Regions from separate parts of the Homo sapiens genome. Here region 2 is linked to region 1. Evidence: read pairs that join two places in POLR2A ChIA-PET (ENCODE). Cell type or tissue: CD4-positive, alpha-beta T cell. All regions are shown on one strand.

Region 1 (5,000 bases):
GTGTCGGGGGATGTCAGCGCGTCGGCGAAAGCGCCCACCAATAGAAAAAGTCGTTGGTGTATGCAAATAAGGGTTCTATGACGCAGAGACGCAGCGTGAAGCGTGCCTATAAAAACGGAGGCGACGCGGGGGCTTGGAGCGCAGAGCGGTTTGGTCGTTCGTTGGGCGGTGCTGGTTTTTCGCTCGTCGACTGCGGCTCTTCCTCGGGCAGCGGAAGCGGCGCGGCGGTCGGAGAAGTGGCCTAAAACTTCGGCGTTGGGTAGGCGTTCGTAGGTTTACCCGCGGCTTCAGGTTCTGCCAACCGTTGGCGCCGCGCGCCGCGGCCGTTGGGAGCCGAGCGGCGGGGGCTGCTCGGGCCGCTGGCGTCGGGTCGGGTATGGGGCCGGGAGGTTTCCCCTTGGGGCTTTGTTCCGGAACTGTGTCCCCGCCTTTTCCCGGCGGTGATTCAGAGGTCCCGACGCCGGGTTCCGGGCAGTCGGGCCTCCGCCCGTCGAGGAAGGGAAGTGACTCCTCCCCGCGCTCCCCCTCCCGGGGGAGGCTGCCGCTCCTCGCAGCCTGAGTCATTAGGGGAGGGGGAGGAGGTTGGCGGCCCTCGGCCATCTGCTGCCGCGAGGTGGGGCGCGGGGAGGCGGGAGGCCCGGCGGTGGGGCCAGGATCTGTTCCTCCCCCCGCAGCCCTGGGGGGCGGCCCGGGTGAGCGCGGCGGCCTTATCTTCGGGGCGTCTTTCTTAGGTGAAAGAAAATGGCCCGAACCAAGCAGACTGCTCGTAAGTCCACCGGTGGGAAAGCCCCCCGCAAACAGCTGGCCACGAAAGCCGCCAGGAAAAGCGCTCCCTCTACCGGCGGGGTGAAGAAGCCTCATCGCTACAGGTAGGTCGGGCGGGGGAACAATGGCCCGGCGGTGGCCGGCTTTGTGCGGCAGCGTCCGCTCACTCCTCCCCTGCTCGCTGCAGGCCCGGGACCGTGGCGCTTCGAGAGATTCGTCGTTATCAGAAGTCGACCGAGCTGCTCATCCGGAAGCTGCCCTTCCAGAGGTTGGTGAGGGAGATCGCGCAGGATTTCAAAACCGACCTGAGGTTTCAGAGCGCAGCCATCGGTGCGCTGCAGGTAAGACAAAGGCCTGGAGCCGGGGGAGGGCTGGGCGGTTTCCGCTCCCCGAGTGGGATTAATAGTGCGGCTCTCGTCCTCAACAGGAGGCTAGCGAAGCGTACCTGGTGGGTCTGTTCGAAGATACCAACCTGTGTGCCATCCACGCTAAGAGAGTCACCATCATGCCCAAAGACATCCAGTTGGCTCGCCGGATACGGGGAGAGAGAGCTTAAGTGAAGGCAGTTTTTATGGCGTTTTGTAGTAAATTCTGTAAAATACTTTGGTTTAATTTGTGACTTTTTTTGTAAGAAATTGTTTATAATATGTTGCATTTGTACTTAAGTCATTCCATCTTTCACTCAGGATGAATGCGAAAAGTGACTGTTCACAGACCTCAGTGATGTGAGCACTGTTGCTCAGGAGTGACAAGTTGCTAATATGCAGAAGGGATGGGTGATACTTCTTGCTTCTCATGATGCATGTTTCTGTATGTTAATGACTTGTTGGGTAGCTATTAAGGTACTAGAGTTGATAAATGTGTACAGGGTCCTTTTGCAATAAAACTGGTTATGACTTGATCCAAGTGTTTAACAATTGGGGCTGTTAAGTCTGACCATACATCACTGTGATAGAATGTGGGCTTTTTCAAGGGTGAAGATACAAGTCTTAACCACAGTGTAACTTACAGTTTCCTTTAAAAAAAAAAAAAGTAAACCTGGCAGCTATAGAATACACTATGTGCATTTATAATAGCTATTTTATATATTGTAGTATCAACATTTTTAAATTAAATGTTTTACATTCACAAGTGGTGGGGAGTCTTGTCATTAAGGTGTGTGTAATTTAGAGTCCAGTTGGTTTTCTTCTGACTGCACTTGTTCTCATAGTAGTAAAATGCTATGCGCATTTATACCTTGCATAAGTCCTCATTCTACCACATGTTAACCCTCTAGCTGATAATGCAAACACTAACTGGGGGATTTTATTTATAAGGGCTCTAGAAAAAACGAGTTATTCACACCAGCATCATCTTAACTAACATTCTGAACTAGTTAGTGCAGCTTTTCATTGTGTTGTGTGGTTGGTCTCATAACTAGGTTGAGTTTTTCTCCTCTGCTGAGGAAACAGTACCGAAGTTCTTTTTCTTGTGGCATTTGTATTATAAAAACTTGGTGTGGGGGAGGAGCACAAAACTCCAGCCCACTGAACCTCTGCCAATTAAGATGGTGTTGGGTTAGGTTACATCTGGTTACTGTCCTGGGAAAATCATTTTTATAGAGATGGCCTTCCAAGTGGTTTTAAAATTTACTGAAGTTTTTAGGTCAATTATGTATGTTGACTAAATTTACAAATAAACTTGTTTATCCAACTAAGTGTCCAAAACCTAAATTGAATGTACTAAGTTTTCACATGTCCCATTATCTAGGTCCTTGTATACTAATGTTTTGAACTTAGATCATTTCAGGTGTTGTTTGGTGGATAAAGGAACCTTTTATTTATAAAGATACTGTAGAAAGCATGTGAACAGCTCTCTGCTTGATTAAGATGCCATAATAGTGCTGTATTTGCAGTGTGGGCTAAGACAAAGTATATTAATAAGCTTTTCAGCCCCCCCACTCCCGTTCCGTAGTGTAGAAGCCCACAGGTGTAGAACTCAGTCTTAAACTTCAGTATGAAACCAGTTTCCTTGTGCGATGATGGCCACTAAAGCATAGTACGTGGATGTCAGTGAGACAGCATGAGAGCCAGCAGTCATCAAAGCGTTCCACGTTTGAAGTTAGCAACTGCTTAAAGTTATACCCCATTAAAATTGCTTTCTCAAAAGTTTGGGTTAGTTTCAAATGTGATATTTTGGAGGGAAGGTAAAGTAGGTATCTTTCAGGTCGTGATAATGAGCTCCTATGAAAGGATGCAATATAATGACCCGCTTTTCTAGAAAGTTCATAATCAGCTCTGGAACAAGCACACTTGATTCCTCACTGTGCTTCAGAATGAGATTAAGATCAGATGTTGGAACGTGCTATGCTGTAGCGTGTCTGGAAACAAAGTACACAAACCTGGCTACGGTGATGAGTTAGCTTCTGCTTACTACCTGTGACAACCCAAGTGGGTGACACTAGTGAACCTTCTCCAGTCTGCAGGCTGGCATAGAAGGCTCTTAGATTATATTGGGCAGCTTGCAATCTGCCGAAGCAGTGACTTGCATTTCCACACTTGGCTTGAGCACTCAACCCAGAAGGCGAAGATAGCTTTTGGTTGTAGGCGGCTTCCTGTATGGGATATCCCTCGGTAAGGGTAAAGGAGCAGAGGCAAAGGAGAAAAGCAGAAGTTGCAGCTGATGCAGGTATCCTATGCCCTTGATGGATGAGACTAAAATAAAATTTTTGAAGTTAAGATTTTCTCATTTCTCAATGGTTTTCATTCAAATGATAATGTCTTTCAAAAAGTTTGGGGCAATGTCCAAAAAGCACTGACTTCTGATTCATCTGGGGCTGGGACGTGCGCATTCAATAATAAGGAAGCTCCCTATTGAGGTGACCTCAGTGACAGTTGGCCCAGGACAGTGCCAGTCTGTGCCTGCTGAAGTGGTGTATTTATTTATTTTGAGACGGAGTCTTGCTCTGTCACCAGGCTGGAGTACAGTGGCGCGATCTTGGCTCACTGCAACCCCCGCCTCTCAGGTTCCAGTGATTCTCCTGCCTCAGCCTCCTGAGTTGCTGGGACTACAGGCAAACACCACCATGCCCAGCTAATTTTTGTATTTTTAGTAGAGACGGGGTTTCACCATGTTGGCCAGGATGGTCTCCATCTCTTGACCTCGTCATCTGCCCACCTCGGCCTCCCAAAGTGCTGGGATTACAGGTGTGAGCCACTGCGCCCAGCTGGTGTATTTACTTTTTAGAGACGGGGTCTCCATATGTTGCCCAGGTTGGTCTCAAACTCGAGCTCCCAAAGTGCTAGGATTACAGGCTTGAAGTGTATTTAATAGTGCCTGTGTTTACTGTTCTCTGTCCCAATTTGGCAAATTATGCGGTCGTTCTACCTACCCATACCATGGTGATGTGAGGTGGGGACCCAGTGACTTATTTGTATAGGGACATGTCTCAGGAAAATAAGGTCAAATTGCTTACCCACCAATATTCTAATTATACCACCTTCAATCTGAAAACGGGACATAATTTGTCCCTTAAACTTCAATCATCTGATCCACATAGCAGTCAGTTTTGAGATGAAGCAGGGTTGTTTTACCCAGAACCAGGGGTCCACAGTGTAACTGCAGAATAAGGAAAAGGAAGGGTGAAGAGGAAGACGGGAGAAATGAAGGGCAACGGGTGTTCCCTCACTAAGAGTGGACCCAGCTCCTGACCTGCAACTTCATCATGAACAAGTGGTCTTCCAGCCACCTTCTTGAGGACACAGGCTAAGGGCTTCAGGACAAGTGGAGTGGCTTGGGTTTCAGAATTTCTGGGAGCCAGAGTCCTGTCAGGACCTTGGATACTTTTAGCACCTGGTCCACTGGTCCTGGCCTAGGGACCATCAGCCAAAGGGAAGGAGAAGAGGCCCTGAGCTGACTGCCTGGACTGGAAATTAACAGTTTCCAACTCATCGATTCACTGGATGATTCCCCAACAGTGGTGTCTGCTGCTCAGCTCCCCCTGCCTGGCTCCTTGCAAGCACTGTCTGGTGTCAGGTGTCAGGGTGGGGTCTTGCAGCCCTGGGAAAGCAATCCCTTTCTCCTGAATCACCTTCAGGTAGGTCAGTAGAGGGAGGAACACTGCGGAACACGGTCAGCTGTCTGCAATTCAATCAGCAGGAAACAAGGGCTTGCCCTATGGTTTCTGCAAGATGGCCCCAGCCTGTGTTCAGATTCAGAGACTGAGGCCTATGGCCAGTCTAGCCCGCCATAGAGAA
Region 2 (5,000 bases), 55 kb before region 1:
CCTGAGTCCTCCTTTCTTCCCCCAGCTGGTGCCCCTGGGTGAACTGACCAAGCACAGCACATCAGCGGTGGATCTATCCACCTGCTTTGCCCAGATCAGCCACACTGCCCGGCAGCTGGACTGGCCAGACCCAGAGGAGGCCTTCATGATTACCGTCAAGTTTGTGGAGGTGCGGCATCTTCCACGTGTCCTTCCCCCTCTTTCTAGAACAGCCACACTACCACCCACCGTTTCTCCCGTGCTCTCACCCAGGCAGCCTCCCAAGGCCTGTATTCTAAATCCCCCAAGTCGCTGAAATTCCCATGCCCTCCCACCTGCCCTTCCTGGATGCCCCACCCATGGATCAGTTCCCTCTGTCCAACCCCACCCTAGGACACCTGTCGCCTGGCCCTGGTGTACTGCAGCCTTATAAAGGCCCGGGCCCGCGAGCTCTCTTCAGGCCAGAAGGACCAAGGCCAGGCAGCCAACATGGTAAGGCCAGAGCTGGGGCTGGGAGTCTAGCTGGGTGTGGGGACCAGCCTGGGCACAGTTCAGGAAGCTCTGCATCTCTGTCCCAGCTGTGTGTGGTGGTGAATGACATGGAGCAGCTGCGGCTGGTGATCGGCAAGTTGCCCGCCCAGCTGGCATGGGAGGCCCTGGAGCAGCGGGTAGGGGCCGTGCTGGAGCAGGGGCAGCTGCAGAACACGCTGCATGCCCAGCTGCAGAGCGCGCTGGCCGGGCTGGGCCATGAGATCCGCACTGGCGTCCGCACCCTGGCCGAGCAGGTACCTTGTCCGACCGCACAGTCACCCCATCCCATCCCGTCTTCAGCCTACCTGGCTCCAGCAGCACCTGGGCCAAGGTCCAACCCTGACCCCTTCGTGCGTCTAAACTCAGGCCCTAAGGAACTCTTCCATCCCCGACTCATGCCCTGACCTCCCTCCTTCTTCCGTTTTGTGTCTCCAGTTGGAGGTGGGCATCGCCAAGCACATCCAGAAACTGGTGGGCGTCAGGGAGTCTGTCCTGCCTGAGGATGTAAGTGGCCCTTCTGCCTGCTGGCCTTCACCACCCTGCCAGCTCTGTAGATCTGGGGTCATTGAAGGCCTTGGTGTCAAAGATAAGTCCCCCAGACCAGGCAAAGCATGTTCTCTCCCTGGGCCTCAGTTTCCTCCTGGGATGCTCACAGGAACGGGTTGGGTCACTCCACTGGCTGTCCCAGCACTGACAGTCAATGAGGGGGCTGCAGTTGGGGACGGCTTAGACTTTGCAGCCAAACAGGCCAGGGTGCACATCCTTCTCAGCTGCCTCCTAGCTTTGCCGTCCTGTTCACACAAGCCAGCTGACCTGTAAGTGGGGGCATATCATGATGCACACCTTCGACTGGCGGGTAGAAGGATATTCATTCATTCACCAACTATTTATTAGGTCCCCACTTTGTCCTATGCATTGATTTAAGCACTGGGGATAGGTCAGTGAACAATATGACAAAATACCTGCTTTCCTGGAGCCCACGTTCTAGTAGTGGAGGTGAAAAAAGAGCTACATAGTGAGTATCCATAACTATAGTGATAGTTATAGCTGTTAACTCTATGCACAGGCGTGTATGCGCGTGCACACACATGCAGTGTGCTAGATAATGATAAGTCTACAGAGAAAATTTAAAACAGAGAAGCGGCTGAGAAGTGTCAGAGGGTTGTATTTTTAGATGGTGGCCAGGGAAGGCCGTGACAACTGAGCGAAGACCTACGGGAAGCAAGGGGAGGAGGCATGAGAAGTTCTAGGGGAGGAGCATTCCAGGCAGAGGGAACGGCAAGGGCAGAGACCCTGAGGCAGGACCATGCCTGGAAGGTTCCAGGGCTGTAGAGGAGGCCAGTGTGGCTGGGACAGGCTGAGCAACGGAGAGGGGAAGGCAGAGAGGTGGGCAGGCCGGCCTCTTACAGACACTACAAACTGCTCTCACAGAACGGTTCCCAGCCCTGTTTCCTCCCTCCAGGTCAGGGGAAGGGGATGGGGGTGGGGCCAACATGGGCCGGAGCCACACCTGCTCCCCATCTCCCTCCCCAGGCCATTCTGCCCCTGATGAAGTTCCTGGAGGTGGAGCTTTGCTACATGAACACCAACTTGGTGCAGGAGAACTTCAGCAGGTCTGTAGCAGCCCCTGCCCTGGGCGCGCTCGCCACCTCCCCCTCTCCTCCCACGGCCCCTCCTTCCTGGGCCCCAGCATCCGTTCTGAGGGGTGTAGCAGCCCCTGCCCTGGGCGCGCTCGCCACCTCCCCCTCTCCTCCCACGGCCCCTCTTTCCTGGGCCTCAGCATCCGTTCTGAGGGGTGGAGGTGAATCCCTTTGGTGACCTCCCTTATGGGTGCAACAGGCTCTGCTAAGGCTCGCTGCAGGGACGGGGAGCTTGCCACTTCTCAGGCCTCCCCATTTCCTGCTGCCTAGCTCTGAGTGCTTTGAGTTCTTCCTTAGGCTGAGCCAAAATCTACCTGTCCTTTCTCCTTTAGTCCCAGGCCTGTCTTCAGGGCCTCCCTGCCTGCTCCTCTGCCCCCATTAGGTTACAGGTGGTCCCTGCCCACGGTGCAGGGAGAACTTCTAGCTAGGGTGTCTTATAGCAGGGACCCAGCATGCCAGGCAACAGGCGGTGGAGTCCAGCACATGGGCTCTGGACCACCTGGGTTCAGACTCCGGCTTCATCACTGCTTAGCAGCCTTGGGCAAGTTCCCGGTGCAGATGAGAGTAGTTCTGGCTTCTGTTGAGGATTAAATGGGTCATGTGAGGTGCTGAGCGTGGTGTCAGTACAAAGGAAGTGGTCAGTGACTATTAGCGGTAGTGACGATGATGATGACAGCGCCCCACCTCCCTGTGGAATCTGGGCCCTGAAGAGGCCGCAGCCCTCCTAGAGTTCTGTTCCACCCCCAGAGGTATAAGCCAGGGCCCCTCGGAGCCCGGCCGTTTTTATTTCTTAAACCATGTATATATATTTTTTATTTTTTTGAGACGGAGTCTCGCTCTGTCGCCCAGGCTGGAGTGCAGTGGCGCGATCTCAGCTCACTGCAACCTCCGCCTCCGGGTTCAAGTGATTCCCTGCCTCAGCCTGCTGAGTAACTGGGACTACAGGTGCATGCCATTATGCCTGGCTAATTGTTTTTTTGAGATGGAGTCTTGCTCTGTTGCCAGGCCAGAGTGCAGTGGTGCAATCTTGGCTCACTGCAACCTCCGCCTCCTGGGTTCAAGCGATTCTCCTGCCTCAGCCTCCCAAGTAGCTGGGACTACAGGCACGTGCCACAATGCCTGGCTAATTTTTGTATTTTTAGTAGAGACGGGGTTTCACCATGTTGGCCAGGATGGTCTCAATCTCTTGACCTCCTGATCCACCCACCTCGACCTCCCAAAGTGCTGGGATTACAGGCGTGAGCCACCACGCCCGGCCTGGTTCTGTCTTAAATCATGGTTGTCACTGGGGGCCTGGCCTCCTCCCTGTCTCCAGCCTTGTTTGTGCATTCCGTTAGTGTGCTGGGGAGGGTTCCTCACTGAGGTTGAGAGGTGTGTTGGATAGGACTGATCCCACCTGCCCCTTGCTGGTCCTGTACCCACCCTCTCCCCAGCCTCACCTGGGGTGGGAGGCGGAGGGGGAGGTTGGGGGTGGGAGGAGCTGGGGTGGGGCTGGGTCACTGAGGCCGCCCCTTTCTCAAGAGCGTCTTTGCTTCCTCCTCCGCCACCGCCCTGCCGTGCTGTGTCCGCATCCCTCCGGCCCCGCCCCAGCCTCCTGACCCTGCTCTGGACCCACACACTCACAGTGCTGGTGGAGGCGGCCGCCTCCCAGCGCAGCTCATCCCTGGCTTCCAACAGGCTGAAGATTGCCCTGCAGGTAACAGAACCGGTCACAGCAATGATAACCCTGGTGGGAGGGTGCCTGGGGTCACCTCTGATATCTCCCCCAGAACCTGGAGATCTGCTTCCACGCTGAGGGCTGTGGCCTGCCACCCAAGGCCCTGCACACTGCCACCTTCCAGGTAGGGGCTTTGGGTGAGCTTCCCCGTAGGAAGTCTGGGGAGCCTGCCTTTTGGCACTCACCTATGTCCAGGGTCGGCTACATAATTTATGGGGCCCAGTACAAAATGAAAAACTGGGCCCCTTATTCAAAAGTTATTACAAATTTTAGAACGGTGACGACAGAACCTGAAACCAAGCCTGGGTCCTCCTAAGCACAGGGGCCCTGTGTGCCCGCATGGGGGGTGGGGTCGGGGAAGCACGCCTGTGAAGCCAGCCCTGTCTGTGCCTCTCCTGCTGTCTGTCTGGCCTGAGGGTGGCCCCAGCCCGTTGTCCCATGACCCAATACTTTCCATTTCAAACGGACATGTTACCCTTGACAGTGAGCTCCTGGAGGGCAGGCCTGGGCTGTGGTTGGGCGTGCAGTCCAGGTGGATCCTCAGCTGTATGTGTTCCCAGGCTCTGCAGAGGGACCTGGAGCTGCAGGCGGCCTCCAGCCGGGAACTCATCCGGAAGTACTTCTGCAGCCGAATCCAGCAGCAGGTGAGGCCCCTCCCTCGCACTGCGCCCTCTGCAGGCCCTGGAGCACCCCGCTCCCGCTGTGACCCTGCTGACCCTGCCCCTGCTCCCCACCCCAGGCAGAAACCACCTCTGAGGAGCTGGGGGCTGTGACAGTCAAGGCCTCCTACCGCGCCTCTGAGCAGAAGCTGCGTGTGGAGCTGCTCAGCGCCTCCAGCCTGCTGCCCCTGGACTCCAATGGTGAGTGGAGGCTGCCTTTGGCCACTCTCCATGGTCCCGTCCTGGCCCTCCTGTCTCAGCGACCCTGGGGGCTTCGCTCACCCTGCAGGAGCTCTGGGTGCATTTCCTCCAGTTACCAGGAGGGGTCAGTGCCGCTGAGCAGAGCATAGCTGCTGGGGTGGGGTGCCTGGGAGACCCTCAGCTGACGCACACTCCCCGGCCACTTACCAGGCTCCAGCGACCCCTTTGTCCAGCTGACCTTGGAGCCCAGGCATGAGTTCCCTGAGCTGGCCG

Evidence for each region. Peaks named below come from ENCODE experiments on the same cell type or tissue, not always from the same donor. Only the 100,000 strongest peaks of a DNase experiment are listed, where the experiment ranks them.
Region 2: POLR2A ChIA-PET joins it to region 1 with 83 read pairs; 33 of 35 experiments call an interaction of 5 or more read pairs at or near these places.

Annotation. Positions count from the first base shown.
Region 1 is chr17:75,774,916-75,779,915 of GRCh38, reverse strand. H3-3B (H3.3 histone B) reads left to right here and starts at 137. Exons shown (of 4, transcript NM_005324.5): 1 at 137-259; 2 at 732-869; 3 at 953-1,106; 4 at 1,193-3,482. The coding sequence starts at 742. The coding sequence ends at 1,321. RefSeq lists silencers at 547-816, 3,748-3,797, 4,728-4,787, 4,888-4,937 and enhancers at 445-1,049, 3,328-3,417. In CD4-positive, alpha-beta T cell, a CTCF peak has its summit at 803 (motif pointing left); DNase peaks (open chromatin) are centred at 25, 535, 795, 2,795 and 3 weaker places; H3K4me3 peaks cover 3,877 bases; H3K27ac peaks cover 1,387 bases.
Region 2 is chr17:75,830,089-75,835,088 of GRCh38, reverse strand. UNC13D (unc-13 homolog D) reads left to right here. Exons shown (of 32, transcript NM_199242.3): 21 at 26-169; 22 at 373-471; 23 at 558-764; 24 at 946-1,014; 25 at 2,044-2,123; 26 at 3,741-3,846; 27 at 3,920-3,991; 28 at 4,428-4,511; 29 at 4,607-4,727; 30 at 4,938-5,000. Among named protein-coding and RNA genes, the nearest start is that of UNC13D, 12 kb to the left of the region's middle. RefSeq lists enhancers at 3,364-4,351, 4,387-4,681, 4,352-5,000. In CD4-positive, alpha-beta T cell, CTCF peaks have their summits at 4,441, 4,643 and 4,845 (motif pointing right); DNase peaks (open chromatin) are centred at 2,002, 2,122, 2,788 and 4,848; H3K4me3 peaks cover 1,222 bases; H3K27ac peaks cover 3,240 bases.